Linked DNA regions of Homo sapiens: regions 1 and 2 are each linked to region 3. The links are chromatin loops, found by intact Hi-C in ENCODE. Cell type or tissue: endothelial cell of umbilical vein. All regions are shown on one strand. Links, peaks and the distances in the headings refer to the core of each region. The heading gives the core; the rest is flanking DNA.

Region 1 (2,500 bases), core at 1-2,500, 120 kb before region 3:
CAGCTCATGGGGCATGGGATGGGCATCTGTTATTTTCCCCTTTGCAGAGGTGAGGGCTCAGAGGTGTGGCCAGCTTTCCGCAGCCCCAACCAGTCTCGGATCTGAGACTTGGTTGGTTCTGAGCAGGCTGATGGTCAAGGGTGTCACGTTCCGGGCTGGCTCTTTGCTAAGCGTTTGATGCCCATCACAGTGGGGAGCAGCTCTCTGGGGACATGGTGCTGAGGTTGCCACTGATGAGAGGATTGGACAGGGACCAAGCTGCTCTCAATGTGATCGACTCTGTTCCTGTCTCTCAGCATGCCCCGCCTCTCAGGGAATAGGCCCAGTGGGGTTTCCCTGCGGTGACGTTGAACCAGTGTCTGCTGCATTCGAGGGGCCTCAGATGGAGCTGCTATCTGAATCCAGGGCCCCGGTGAGTGAGACTCATAGTCGGGGTGGAAAGGTGCTCAAGTAATGAGAGGCTTTCTTTTATCGTAGATTCACTGTGTCAGTCTGGGACATTCCCTCTGTAAATGGGAGGTGCCTAGAAGATCAAAATCATTTCTCTAGCATGTTGTCAATTTCACATCACTCAGTTGCAATGTGAGGTCGCCAATCCCCATTCTATGCCCATAACAGCCCCATGAGAAAACGACAAGAATTACAACAAGATGAAGGCCAACGTTTACTGAGCGCTTACTATGTGTCGCCACTGGTTCTAAGAGCTGTGCTTATACCAATTCATTGGGTCCTGGCAACTCTATGAAATGTACAAGTGCTTTTTTCTATGTGACACATGTGTCAAAGAGTCAGAGTGACCTGCCCAAGGTCCACAGCCAGCGAGTTCAGCAGTTGGGACTTGAGCTTGTGTCTGCCGACTCCCTAGCCCCCAGTCTAAACTGTTGGACCCCACTGCTCTGGAATCTTCTTCTCCTGGTTTCCTGATGGCAAAACTGGGACCCAGATGGTTCTAGTGGATTTGCAGATGCCACATGGTTCACCAGAGGCCCAGGCTGGGAGGCACACGATCGCATCCTCCTGGAGCCTCTGGCCCCAAGCTGCAAACTCCAATGCTGACGCTACAGTTCCATGAGCCCGTGGATACGTCGCTGACCGAGGAACCCAGGGCGACATGAAAGGAACACGCTTGGCCTTGACAGGCCCAGCCCCGGCCGGCGCTCACTTGGAGGCAGTTGAAAGGAAAACTGCGATAAGGGGCTGCTTTATCACGCCTCTTGACAGGCCGAGCTTCCTCCCTTGTGTGGCGTGAGCCTTAAACCTCTTCCAAGTCGCCTGGCATGGAGCCCCGGCCGCCTCCTGCTCCCCAAGGGCTGGAGCGGGGAGCCCATTAGCCAGTGGGAGTGGGAGCGGGCCCGGGCGGGTGCCAGCCCTTTGAAGCCGCGCAGAGGGCCCCGCACAGTCCCCTTATCTTGGCTGGTGGTGTTCCTCGGCCGGAAAAGGGAAGCACAGAGAGGAAAAGCTTTCCCCTGTGGCTTTTGTGTTTGGTTCGCATTAAATGAGGCTGGGCGGGGTTTTTGTTGTTTGTTTTCCAACTTTTCAGCGAAAGGATGACGGATGACGTTTAGCGCAGCAGGCGCCCACTTCTCTGGGGTGGCGTGCCCATGTCATGCCGCACTCACGCACACTCCTGCCTGTTGATTGCGCAGTCTCCTCTGTGTCTTTTCTAGAAGCTGGGGGGCTGCCCAGGTCGTCCTGAGAATAGCGGCGGGGTGCGGCGGGGCTCGGTGGTGCCAGCGGGTGGAGGCTGTGAATCCATTCACTCTGAGGCCCTGGCAGCCAGGGACCTCGTCTAGACAGGAAGATGTGTGTGATGGGATTTAAAGATGAGGCTCTCCCTCCTGCTGGGGCGAGAAGGCTCTAGGAGCCTTGGGGCCGAGGTGATTTGGTTTGTAGGATTTGCGCATTTCTGGGATGTGCAGGGATGCGGCTTTCTCCAGATCTAAGGGGAGCCCGGGCCAGTGAACAAGGGGTGTTCATGGCACTCCGGGGGCGCGGGGCTGGGGGTATGTGTGTGCAGGCCAGACCATAGCAGGGTCCTCATAAGCTTTCACAGGGAGTAGGGCTGGGGCAAGGGGTGTGTGTGTGTGTGTGTGTGTGTGTGTGTGTGTGTGTGTGTATGTGTATGTGTGTGTTGGTGGGGGTGGGGCTGTTCTCAACGAGCAGATGTGAAAATCAATGGGAGAAGAGAGTAAGAGATGGGCAGACTGCAATCTGAGTAGTTATGCACCTAAACAGATGCACACAGAGACCTATGGGTGCCCAGGAGTGTCCTGGAGCCCGTTTTCGTGGCCTTGTGAGAGCTGATTTTTAAAGTTCCAGGAACTCTGTTACATGTTGTTCTGACCTATGTGCCTGAGGTCATAGGCATCCGTGTATCCACATGGCGGAGGTAGCACGTAATGGTGCCGCTGCACTTCTCCTCCCAGCTCCATATACAGTATCGTCACACCGGGAGCTGGAAATCAGCCACTGTGGGAGTGTTGACACCGTGGAAATGGGC
Region 2 (5,757 bases), core at 3,258-5,757, 190 kb before region 3:
GGCTGTGCAACCTTGGGAAAGCTGCACAACCTCTCTGTGCTGCAGTTTTCTCCTCTGGAAAATGATCATCATAAAGTTGTCATCAGGATGTAATGAGTTAATGCCTACCATATAGCAATTGCTCTATAAATGTTCATTGTTATTCTAGGTAGGTCAATAAACCTTTCGGACACCTGCGTTGGTCCTACTTTCTATGTATGAGACATGTAGAAATCTAGAACAATTCTCAACTGCCATCTACATTTCAGCCAGGAAGGGGTTGACAGTCAAGGGGACCTATTGGCACAGAGATAACACTTGAGCGATGCAAAGAAGGGCCCTCACCTAAGCTGCCCTAGTCCTTTTAAATAACCCTGGTGTTGAATCAGTTGTTTGGGGCAGCATCACTTAAGTGGTGTCTCAGCAGAAATACCTGTGTTTCTGATTTATGAGGCTGATGGAGGGAAGAGAATCTAATAAAAGGCTTCCCCGGTGATTCAAGGTCTCCTCCAACCCAGATGTCTCTGCAGCCTCCCTGGACCATTCCCCCTACGGCCACCTGGACGCCTTCTATTTGCTTTGATTCAGTTTCTCTTTTGCTTTTTCCTTACTTGCTGGTGCATTCCCACCCCAGCTGAGAGCCTCTATTTTTGGGAGTTTTCGTGGATAATTTAGTGGGCAGAAGCTCCCCACCCACCCCCCTTGGAGCATCCCTTAAAAAAGGGAGAGTGCTCGAGAGAAGTGAAAAACAGTGGGTGGTTCAGTTCAAAAGGACAAAATATTTCTTGCCCTGGCACTGGGAGAGGAAAGAAATTGTCTGAGGAACCAAAGGACGGCTAAACTAAGAAGCCGAAAGCTGCAGCCCAGAAGGGCAAATTAGGTGACTCAGCTGCAACTGCCCCGGCTCCAGCCCTTGTAGTATTAATGTGCTTTAAAAGGGAAAAACGCTTAACCGTGACAAAGAGTGGGCTCTATAAAAATGTGGCTAATGCTGATTCTATCGAGTTCCAAAAGACATCCCCTGCTCAGCAGCTCTGGGCACCTGTGGAGTTGGGGAATCGCCTCAGAGGCCTGAGTTGGGTGGGACTGAGTCTAAATTTATCCCCGATAATGAGTCCGCCAGAGGAGGGCCCAGCAAGCTTGTTTCCTTTCTCGCTTCTGGCCTCTAAAACCTCGGTACCAAGGGAGGATTCTGGGAGGCAGGGGATATGGTGCCAAGAACACAGGCTTTGTTGCCAAACAGAGCTGGGTTCAACTCTGGGCCGTCCATTTACTGGCTGTGTGCACATCAACTTGTAGAGCCTCAGTTTGCTCATCTGTAAATGGGGCTCACAGCATCAAGCTCAATGGGAGGGTGAAAGGAAACAGACCTTGCCAAGCTTGTCTGATGCTCTGGACATGGCAGTTGTAGGGAGCCCTGGAGAGGAAGGGCATGAATGCCGAGTCTAATAATCCTACTCCTGGCTTAATCACTACTCATTTCTTGACTGTGGGAAGGTTTTCTTCAAAAAAAATTTTTTTTTTTTTTAGGATTTGTTATATGCTTTACTGTTCTTAGCACTTCAATTAAAGAAACTCATTGAATCCTTATAGCAAGTCTTTAAGGAGGGTATTCCTAGTGTCCCCATTTTACAGAGTGGGGTGAGTGATGCCATGGCAAAGCCAACCATCTGACTGTAGAGCCTGAGCTCTAAATGGCCTCTCAGGTTGTCTAACCCACTACTGCCCAAGAGGACATTCTACGGTGATGGAAACATTCTGTTCTGTGCTGTCCAGTTTGGTAGCCACCAGCCACATGTGGGCTTTTGAGCACTTGACATATGGCTTGTGCAACTGAAGAACTGACACCTACATTTTATTTGTTAATTATTTAATATTTTAATAGCCACATGTGGCTAGTGGCTGCCATATCGGATGGCACAGGGCTAACCCCTTTCAGCTTTAGTCTATTACTTTGCAGTGGGATTGTGAGTGGGAATTTATAGATGACTCTAGCTCAGGGCCTGGCACCTAGTAGGTACTGAGGTGAGGGGTTGCCATTCATAGTGTTACTAAGTGTAGTAACTGTCTGCAGAAGACAATGGTTAGCAGGCTTCCTTGGTGTCTGGATACTGGCAAAAGGAAGTTGAGTTTCATTCACGCCTGGGATGACCAACCTGTCCCAAGTTCCACCTTGGGTGGAAGGTTCCACCTTCTCAGCTTTAAAACTGAAAGTCTTACATTCTAGGAGCCCCCTCAATCCCAGGCAAACCAGGAAGGTTGGTCACCCTGTTCTTGCTTCAGATGGTTGGTGAAGGAGGCCTCAGGGAATGAGTCTTCCTCAATAGGCTCCACTGAAAAGAATCCTCTCTACGCCCTTAAAGGCTGCACCCCAGAATTTGCCAAGTAAATCAACAGGCAAGCCACCTGCCTTCTATGTGCCTCAGTTTCCCTTTTGGAAAGTGGGAGAGAGGATCCCCTCCTTGCAGGGTGGTTGCAAGAAATTTGGTGGCGCCACGATTTTTGAGTTACTCGAGAGTCAGTGAGACTTCCCTACCTTGAATTCCTTGGCACACAGTAGGTGGACAGATAATGGCTGCTCTCTGGGGGAGCAGCATTACTTAGACTGTCCTGCTGGAGGCCACCCTGGTTGAGGCAGGCTTGAAGAGAGTCCCCTGGGCGGGGCTGGGGGTGGGGCTTTCTCAGGCGCAGTTCCAGCTGGTCTCTGTGGGCCAGCATCTATCTCCAGCAGGAGTGGTTATGTCTGCGAGCTGCCCAGTGAGGCTATTGTGGGCCAGTACTGGAAAACAGAGTGGTCCCACGGATGGAGCCAGCTGCCTCTCGATGCCTCTTTAAGTTCAAGTCTCTCTGTAAGAGCGTGCGGGGGGAGGGGGGGTGTGTATGTGATGAGTCACCAGCCTTGGTTGCTATCCACAATTTTATCAGAGCTCACAACAGTATCTGAAGTCCATTTTCAAAGCCAGCTTTATCTTTGGGCTCAGAATTTCCCACCCTGCAGGCAGGTGAAGAGGCAGACCTAGTCCAAGTCCAGAAAAGGCATCTTGACCGCTGCACCTCTCCCTCTCCCCCTCCCCACGGACCTTCTGGGGGTCTCGTGGCCTATTGCTGTGAACCATGCGTGGCATCGCAAGGACTTTCTTCTGGACACTGTGCAAAGTTCATGATATCCTTTCTCTTTATTTTCCTGTTTATTCAGAGCATGTGTAAACACATGGGTTGCCTGGTTTCAGCTTCTCTTTGGCCATTTCATTATTTCTGGAGCCTCTGAGCATCACTGGAAACCTTGGATTTTCTAAATGAATCTAAAAATAAACTCTTTGAAAAAAAATTCTCGAAGTTGGAGAGTTGACACAAGGCACCGTTATTTATTTCTTTTCCTTCCTCCTCCTTCTCCTCTTCCTCCTCCCCACCATCCTTGAACACACAAAAATCTGGGCAGCCAGAGGCCGTGAGGGACTGGGAAGGGCCCCTGGGCAAACGTCCAGGAGCTTGGACAACCTGGGGTGTTGATTTGAACCCTGGGCAGCTTTCTCCAAGAGGCGCCCGCTTGGCAAATGGGGGGCTTGGGAGTCTCGGGCTTGATTTATGAAAAGCTGCCACGGGCCAGGGAAGGCGGTGGCTGGGCACTCCTTGCAAACAGCCGCCTGGAGCTCCTGCAGGGCTGACTTGGACACTCGCACGCCCCCACCCCCTTCTTCTCGCCGTCGCCCGCTTCGCTCCCTCTCCCAGACTTTTCTCCCGAACAATCAGGGACTTGTGCTGGCGGCCGAAGGAGCCACGGAGCTGGCTGGCCGCGGAGGAGGCGACGTCATGGATTCCTGAGTGTGAAGTTTGCAGGAAAGCCCTTAGTTTTGGAGATGGACGGGATCCAGTGGTTTCCATGGCGCTGGATAAACAGGAGGAAACAGTGAGGGAATCCCGTTATTTTACTGCATTGAAAGCCTATAAACACGGAGCGCGGGGAAGGAAGTCGCGTTGCCTCTGGAGTAAGCCGGATCGCGGAGCCGCGCCGACTCCGCCGAGCCGGGAGCCGGGAGGCGCGCAGCTCCCGGGTCGCTCCGAGGCTCCTCGGCCAGGGCAGCCCCGCGGGCACGCGGTAGAGAAGACGGCGTCCCCTCGGCTGCTGGTCGATACAAACAGATCCCCCTTTCCAAACACGCGCCAAGTCCCCGTGCCCTCCAGATGCAGAGAGAGGCTGCGTTCAGACTGGGGCACTGCCATCCCCTCCGCATCATGGGGTCTGTGGACCAAGGTAACTGACTCTCGATCCCTTCCAGCCTTTTCCGCTCGCTCCTCCCGGCCCTTTCCTGCTGCTCCCGTCCCGGGCAGCACTTTCAGCTCCCGGCAGAGGTCGGTGCGGGAGGCCTGGGGACCCCGCTCGCCCTCGGCGCACAGGTAGCGGGGCCCGCGGAGGGGCGCCCGCGCCCCGGCCAGGGAAGGGACACTTGGGAAGGCGACTTTGGACAACTTTACGCGGGGGCAGGGAAGTGTCCCAGGCCGGGATTCCCTAGGCCAGTCTGTCGGGAGGATTTTCCTCTCCACGGGACACCGGGAGGGATTCTCGCTACTAACCGCTGGCTGTTTAACCGTTTCAGCACTCGGCTTTTGACAGCAAATGCCATAACGCTGCAGTATTATTATTATTACTTTTTTTTCTTTTAAGAGAACAGGCTTGGCATTTTACTATACAGCAAGTATAGTAAGGAAGACTTTGCTTTCTAACAGTTACAGCAGCAGCGGATGCTCTGGGACATTTAAACTATTTTCTTCCCCCTTTTTGATGTGCCTGCTGGATAGAGTCCTCCAGCTACCCCTTTAAAGTGCAATGTACCATCAGTTTGTTTGGGGATCTGATTACACTGTACTTTCCCTGTTTCTGCTTCTTTCCCCCTTCTCTTGGATTTAGTCCTGGTATCACACCACTTGGATCTTATGGGAGGGGGTTAACTATAAGGAGCATAAGATATGAAAATGTCCCATCTGGTCGGGATTGCGGAGGGGCTTTGGCTCCACAATAACGAATCGGTCTTTAAAAGTGGAAATGGGCAAAGCGTTGTGTTTTTCAGAGGGGAGCACTGCGTTGGGGGCTGCAGGGCCTGGCTGCCAAGTGGGAGGGGCTTCGAGAGTTAAGTGAAATAAATTCGCGGAGGAGGAGTTAGCCTCCTGTCATAAAATCAGAGTTGAATGTAGGTTTTGTGCTTTGCGTGGCTGATTAAAGTTCGGGGTGTGGGGGTGGGGGGGGGAAGAAATGACAATTTCAGTAAATAAACCTGAGAGGCTTTTGCTTGCTTGCTTGCTTGCTTGCTTGCTTGCTTGCTTGCTTGCTTTCTTTCTTTCTTTCTTTCTTTCTTTCTTTCTTTCTTTCTTTCTTTCTTTCTTTTCTTTCTCTCTCTTTCTTTCTTTCTTTTCTTTCTCTCTCTTTCTTTCTTTCTTTTCTCTCTCTTTCTTTCTTTTCTTTCTCTCTCTTTCTTTCTTTTTTTTTTTTTTAACTAGATTGAAGCCAAATGCCTTGGGTTAGGTAAACGGTGTGCTTTGCCACGGCAGACCTCAATGACACATAGTTTTAGCTGAGCTGCGCTTTTGAAAGCAAGACCCTGCCAGGACTTCGAACGTTTTAACGGGTACCAGTTTATCCTGTCCTCTGCTAGTGGTCAAGCCTATGACATAATGGCAAAAAAAATTTACTGATATCGTATCATCTGTAAAAGCAATGCTCTCAGACAGAAGACAGATATATTAAGGGCGAGAAAGGGTTTTTACTGTCATAAATACTGAAAC
Region 3 (6,018 bases), core at 1,528-4,027:
TACACACATACTGCATACACACACTGCATACAAACACACACATCCACAATGCAAACACACATACTGCATATACACATGCTGTATACACATCTGCATATACATACATACTGCATACACGCACACTGTATACACACACACATCTGTATACACATACATACTGCATACATGCACACTGTATACACACACATCTGAATACACATACGTACTGCATACCTGCACACTGTATACACACACACAAACACACGTGCTTTTTCTGAAAGACATTTCAGAATTACTAATGGTCCTGGGAGTCCAGGGGCATGGGGGAGGGGACGAGAGGGGCTTTTCGCTCCATATCCATTTGTACTGCTTGAAATCTGTAACCACACAATCTATGACCAAGAAAAAGTCTTAAAGTAACAACACATCGTTACCTACACCCGGAACAAAGCCACTACAGGTGTGACCCCCTCATCTGCTGCAAGCCGCTCAGTGCCGCTCCTGCCCCTCTCAGTCCCTCTCCGGCCCCTCCCCTCATGCCTCCTGCCCCTCTACCCTCTGTAAAGATGGAGCTGGGGGAATAATATGGTTTGGATCCATGTCCCTGCCCAGATCTCACGTTAAAGTGTAATCCCCAGTGTTGGAGGTGGGGCCTGGTGGGAGGCGATTGGATCATGGGGGTGGATCCACTGGTGCTGTTCTCGTGATAGTGAGTTCTCATGAGATCTGGTCATGGAAAAGTGTGTAGCACTTCCCCACCCTTCTCTTGCTCCTGCTGCTCTGCCCATGTGATGTGCTGGCTTCCCCCTAGCCTTCCACCACGATTGTAAGTTTCCTGAGGCCTCCCCAGAAGCAGAAGCCACTGTGCTTCCTGCACAGCCTGTGGAACTATCAGCCAATTAAACTTCTTTTCTTTGTAAATTACCCAGGTTCAGGTATTTCTTTATAGCAATGGGAGAACAGCCTAAGGAGGCGGGGGGCGCGCTACATCTTCCGTGTCTCTCCCTCTCCCTCCTGGTGTGTTCTGCACAGGGCTGCCATGGAGCAGCAGCCCTAATATTTTTTTCAAGGATCCAAGTTCTAAAGCTAGACAGCAACGGTGGCTACAGGCACAGAGGCTACAGTGTCAGCTGCCCTGCGTTCAGGGAGCTGGGCAGGGAGCTTGTTCCAGTGTCTTCCATTTGCCCTCCAGGTTCACCCTCAGCTCTCTGGGCCTGGGAGGCGGACCATATGACCAGCCTCTCCGGGGCACCTCTGGCTTTCAGAGGGTTCCTTCAATAGGAGGTGCCAGCAAGAGATGGAAGGTTGGGTGTTCATGCCGTGGCCTGGATATGTCCCTCAACAAAAGCCACTGTCTCTCCAAGTGGCCCTCTCCATGGGGTGCCATCCCTCCCGGTCCCAGAAACTGCTCTCCTCCTTAACCTCTTCGGGCCTTGGGGCGGCAGAGGTGCCCCAGTGCTGATAGCTCTGGGGGATTCATCTTGCATTACGTTTCCCCTCTCTCCTGTGCCTTTGTGAATAATCCATTAAAACTCTCCTCAATTTACTCCTTTGCCTGTGTAGCCTCCTTCTGGGTTCCTGGTTTCTGGCCTGCTATCGTCTGTTCCCTTCACAGAAGCCAGAGGGATCCTTTTCAATATGAGCCAGATGATAGCACCTTTTGCTAAAGCCCGCCAAAGGCCCTGACCTCACTCAGAATAAAAGCCAGGGTCCTGCTATGATCTGGCCCCCAGCTACTCTCAGACCACCTCATCCCTCCAGCCACGCTGCCATCTTGCTGTTTCTTGAAGAAGCCAAACACGTTCCTGCCTCGGGGCCTTTGCACTTGCCAAGCCGTCTGCCTGGAACGCACTTCCCCCATCCCCTGCATGGCTCTTTGGGTCATGTTCCACCTCCTCAAAGAGGCCATCCGTGGCCACCCTAGCTAATGTATCTGCTCCACCACCCTCCCTCGCAATACCTGGGGTCTTGTTTGGGTTGAGTGCCTATGATAGGATCACTCTCCCACCTGTCTTCCCCCGAGAAGGTCAGTTCCTCGAGGGCAGAGTCAAGTCTGCCCAGTCCACAGTTGTGCCCACAGTGACCAGAAGTGCCAGGCATGTGGTAGGTGCTCTGATATTTGATGAATGAATGGGGACATTTCCCATGCAGCTTTCTCTGGAATTCTTGGCTGCCGCCTGCCTTCTAACAAGTCCCTTGACTACAACCTGTATGGTCCGGGGACAATGGGGGGATGTTTGAGGAGACACAAGCTTTCTCCTGCAATTCATCCAACCAGAACCCCAAATTAGAACCAAATAACTCCTTTGGTGTCAAGGCTAGAGCAAGAGAGAGACAGAGATAGACAGTGCCTGCTGGAGGAACAGTGGAGCAGGGCCAGGATGGGAGGCATCATAAGAACAGTGTGGTCGGCTGAATTATGGCCCCAAAGAGGTCCCCGCCCTAATCCCCAGAACCTGTGAATATGTTACCTCATAAGGCAAGAGGGATTTTGCAGGCGTGATGATGTTAAGAACTCTGAGACAGGGAGATTATCCTGGATTATCCAGGTAGACCCAGTGGAATCACAAGGATCCCTATGGAATGGAGGCAGGACCGTCAGAGAAGATGTAATGATGGACAGAGAGATCGGAGTGATATGATCCAAGGAAAACAGATGGCCCCAGGAGCTGGAAAAGGCAGGAAACAGAATCTCCCCTAGAGCCTCCAGAAGGAAGGCAGCCCTGCCAATATTTTGATTTTAGGACCTCTGCCCTCCGGAACTGTAAGATGTTAAATTTGTGTTGCTTTAAGCCATTAAGTTTGTGGTAATTTGTTATGGCAACAAGAGAGAACTCATACAAAGAGTAATATCTGCTCTTTCCTAACTGCTTATCAAGTGTGTGCCAGCCGCTGCAGGAGCCGTTCCCAGCACTCTGCAGAGCAAGGGCTCTTGTTATCTCCATTTCACTGATTAGGAAATGAGAGGTGATATGGCTTCCCCGGGGTTGCATGGTGAGTGGCTGAGGCAGGCCGGAAGGCAGGTCTCCTTGATCCCAGAGCCCACATTCTTCCCACTAAGACACCCTGCTTCCCCGGTGCACTCACACTTCTTTGGCCTTCCATTTCCCGTTTGTCACCCATGGGCCACCTCTCACCTTGGAGTTTCACAGCCCCTGGCTGCTTTATGCAGAGAAACGGCCAAGACAGCCTCGCCCAGTGACCCCACCTCTCTGAGCCTTGGGGTGTTTCCTGGCCTCAGTCTTCCCTGCCTGGCCCCTGGGAGGATCCAACATGAGGGCGCCTGTTCAGAGAACTTGCAGGCCTTGTTGGGTGAGTCTGTATCAATGCCTGGCCAGTGACCCATCCCTCTGAGCTGCACTTGGAGGCCAGAGGGTGGCGATTCTCCTGACTCCATTGTAAAGCCCAAGACAACCTCGGAATCTGATTGGGAGAGTGGATTTGCATCTGTTGCCTGCCTGGGCTGGGTGCTCTTGCACATTTGCTCAATCCATCTGAAGCCACCTTTGACACTTCTAATGCCATCATCCGCATTGCACAGCTGGGGAAACTGAGGCCCAGAGAACTGTAATACGAGCTCCAAAGCATTCATTTATGCACCCAACAGGTATTTTTTGATGCCAACCTTGTGCCTAGAACAGAGTGTTTTGGACACGGCAGTGGAGCTTGTGTCCCAGCAGGAAGGATAGACTGTATAAACCATAAGAACAGAAGAGTTCAGCAATGGGTGCCTCGGGAAAAATTAGCAGCAGGGAGGGTGCGGCTGGTGGTGCTTCTGGCAGGGGCTGTGATGTGCCTGGTGTTGTGCTATATATACTGGTTCCAGGATTTCTGTCCCCGAGCCCTGCGGCCATCCCGTAAGGTGGGGCTTTCCTCATTTCTCAGATGAGCCGGAGGCTCAGAGTGGGTGCAAGCTGGTGACCCTGCAGCTGTGCAGTGGCAGAGTGACGATTTGAACCCAGGTCTGTGTGCACCCAAAGTGGATATGCTTGCACCCCCTAACCTTGCCCCCAACAGGGATTCTGTGGCCCTTAGAGGGTGCAGCCCATGAGGCTCTGATCCCTGGGGGCTCTGATCTCTGGACCAAAATGCATCCAGGGACTTCCCTGTTTGCCAAGCAAGAACGAGGGGTAGGAGCAGGCAGGGGCGAACCGTCGAGGAGATTTATTTTGGGGAATCTAAAAGCCTGAGTCTGGCCAAGAACACTCCAGTAGAAATGCACGTTTTCTCCATGTGAACATTATGAGCCCCAGAAATCTGACTTCCCCCTGGCCAGGCTGGTGGGAGATGGCCTCTGTGTGGCCCGGAGTCCCCAGGTACCCCCTAAGTAGGTACAGCTGTCGGGCTTCTGTGCTTGGAAACGTTCACATGCTACTGACACTAGATACTTTCCTTCCTAATGAGCTTTCCCCCGCACAAACAACTGGATGTGGAAAGATCCATCCTCTGCGCCCAGCCAAGGCAACCTGTGGGTAGAAATTTCCCTTTAGGCTGAGCAGGGAGGCCCGTTCTAAGGTGAGGAGTATTTCCTGGCCACTGGGAAGACACTGGAAGGGACTCTTGGTGGAGCCCCACTGCCCTCTAGAGGTACGGATCCCCAAGCCCCACTGAGGATGCTCAGATCCAGGGCCTGGGGCTCTCCCGGGACCTGCTGCAAGAGTGGCTTCCACAGGCTTCCCTGCAACCTCCTCCAGCCCCTACCCCGAGTCAACCTTTCCCTGACCTCCGTCCATTTGCTGAGTTAAGAGAAGTAGGACATGTCCAGCCTCCAGCCAAGTCAGGTCCCTGGACCGTAGGCTGTAGCTCAACGAACTCGGCTTGCTCTGTCCCAGACAATGGCACACATCCCTGGGAACTGCTGCCAGTCCTCTCCGGAGACTTTTAAAGCCACAAATCCCGAGGCGATCAGGATGCCCCATGCCCCCTAATTAATTCAAACCCAACATAATGCTGTACAGTAAGAGTAAGGAAGTCTAAGACACTTCGGAGTTTTGCGTGATGGCTACCTTGATGTCCTTTTTGTTTTCTAAAATAAACATCCTTCAAATTATTAACAAAAAAATGTTTGGGGCACTGCTCTGATTGAAATCACTCTTGCAAAAATTGTGACAATGAGAAATTGTGACAGTGAAAGAGATCTGACCTAACCGACTCCATCTTGCTTCTCACCTCCAAGCTGCCCTTGTTCATTCCTGGGCATAGGTAACTTTGGGAGGAAGTTAGTTTATAGTTTAACTTTGAAACAAAGATGATAACAGCCCATTCCCGAAACAAACCTCCTTCTTGCCTGGGGACCAGACTGCCTTTGTACAACTAACAAGTGAGCCACAAGATCAGAAGTTAACTGCTCAGGAGTCATGCAGCCAGAGGCCAAAATATCCCTAAACTTCCCAATTTCTCCTATAACACTGGTATTATAAAATCTAAGATTGCTGTTTGAGGGACTTTGCAGACCCTGCACTCAGCTGGGATCACCCAGATTGATCAACTGGCTCATCTGGTCCTGTGGCCTGCATGTAGGAACCAACTCAGTGCAAAAGGACAGCTTCGACCCCCTATGATTTCATCTCCAACCCAACCAGTCAGCATTCCCCACTCCCTGCCCCCCTGCCCACCAAATTATCCTTTAAAAACCCCAGTCTCTGAATTTTTCAGGGAGACTGATTTGAGTAATAATGAAACTCCGGTCTCCCATTCAGCCGACTCTGCGTGAATTAAACTCTTTTCTCTATTGCAATTCCCGTCTTGATACATTGGTTCTATCTGGGCAGTGGCAAAATGAACCCACTGGCGGTTACATGCTGACATGTGAATGACATTGTTAACATGTAAATACTCTTTCGTGAAGTTTGGCTCTTGCTTAGTGAGTGGGTACCATGTGCTCCGCAGCTCAGAGATCATTCACCGAGACCTCAGGACAAGCCTATGAAGTGGTACTGCTGTTGCTGTCATCATTTTACAGATCACACAGCTGAGAAGTGAAGTCTTGGAGGCTCGATTTGGGGCAGTCTGATTCTGACCGTTAGGTCACCCTTCTTT

The links. Peaks named below come from ENCODE experiments on the same cell type or tissue, not always from the same donor. Only the 100,000 strongest peaks of a DNase experiment are listed, where the experiment ranks them.
Region 1: a loop joins it to region 3, with 6 times the contacts of the local background. A loop is called at or near these places in 7 of 110 quality-filtered maps.
Region 2: it touches region 3 in a loop (6-fold over the local background); 9 of 110 quality-filtered maps call a loop at or near these places.

Annotation. Positions count from the first base shown.
Region 1 is chr20:51,491,494-51,493,993 of GRCh38, reverse strand. The region is part of intron 3 of NFATC2 (nuclear factor of activated T cells 2); the gene reads left to right. Among named protein-coding and RNA genes, the nearest start is that of MIR3194, 40 kb to the right of the region's middle. In endothelial cell of umbilical vein, for the core only: no CTCF peak of the experiment used is centred there; a DNase peak (open chromatin) is centred at 1,373; H3K27ac peaks cover 1,698 bases.
Region 2 is chr20:51,561,034-51,566,790 of GRCh38, reverse strand. It overlaps a transcript of NFATC2 not described here. Among named protein-coding and RNA genes, the nearest start is that of NFATC2, 21 kb to the right of the region's middle. In endothelial cell of umbilical vein, for the core only: a CTCF peak has its summit at 4,352 (motif pointing right); DNase peaks (open chromatin) are centred at 3,840 and 4,960; H3K4me3 peaks cover 2,070 bases; H3K27ac peaks cover 1,694 bases.
Region 3 is chr20:51,371,007-51,377,024 of GRCh38, reverse strand. All of the region lies in intron 2 of LOC105372663 (a long non-coding RNA gene), which reads right to left. Among named protein-coding and RNA genes, the nearest start is that of MIR3194, 79 kb to the left of the region's middle. In endothelial cell of umbilical vein, for the core only: no CTCF peak of the experiment used is centred there; a DNase peak (open chromatin) is centred at 2,844; H3K27ac peaks cover 1,710 bases.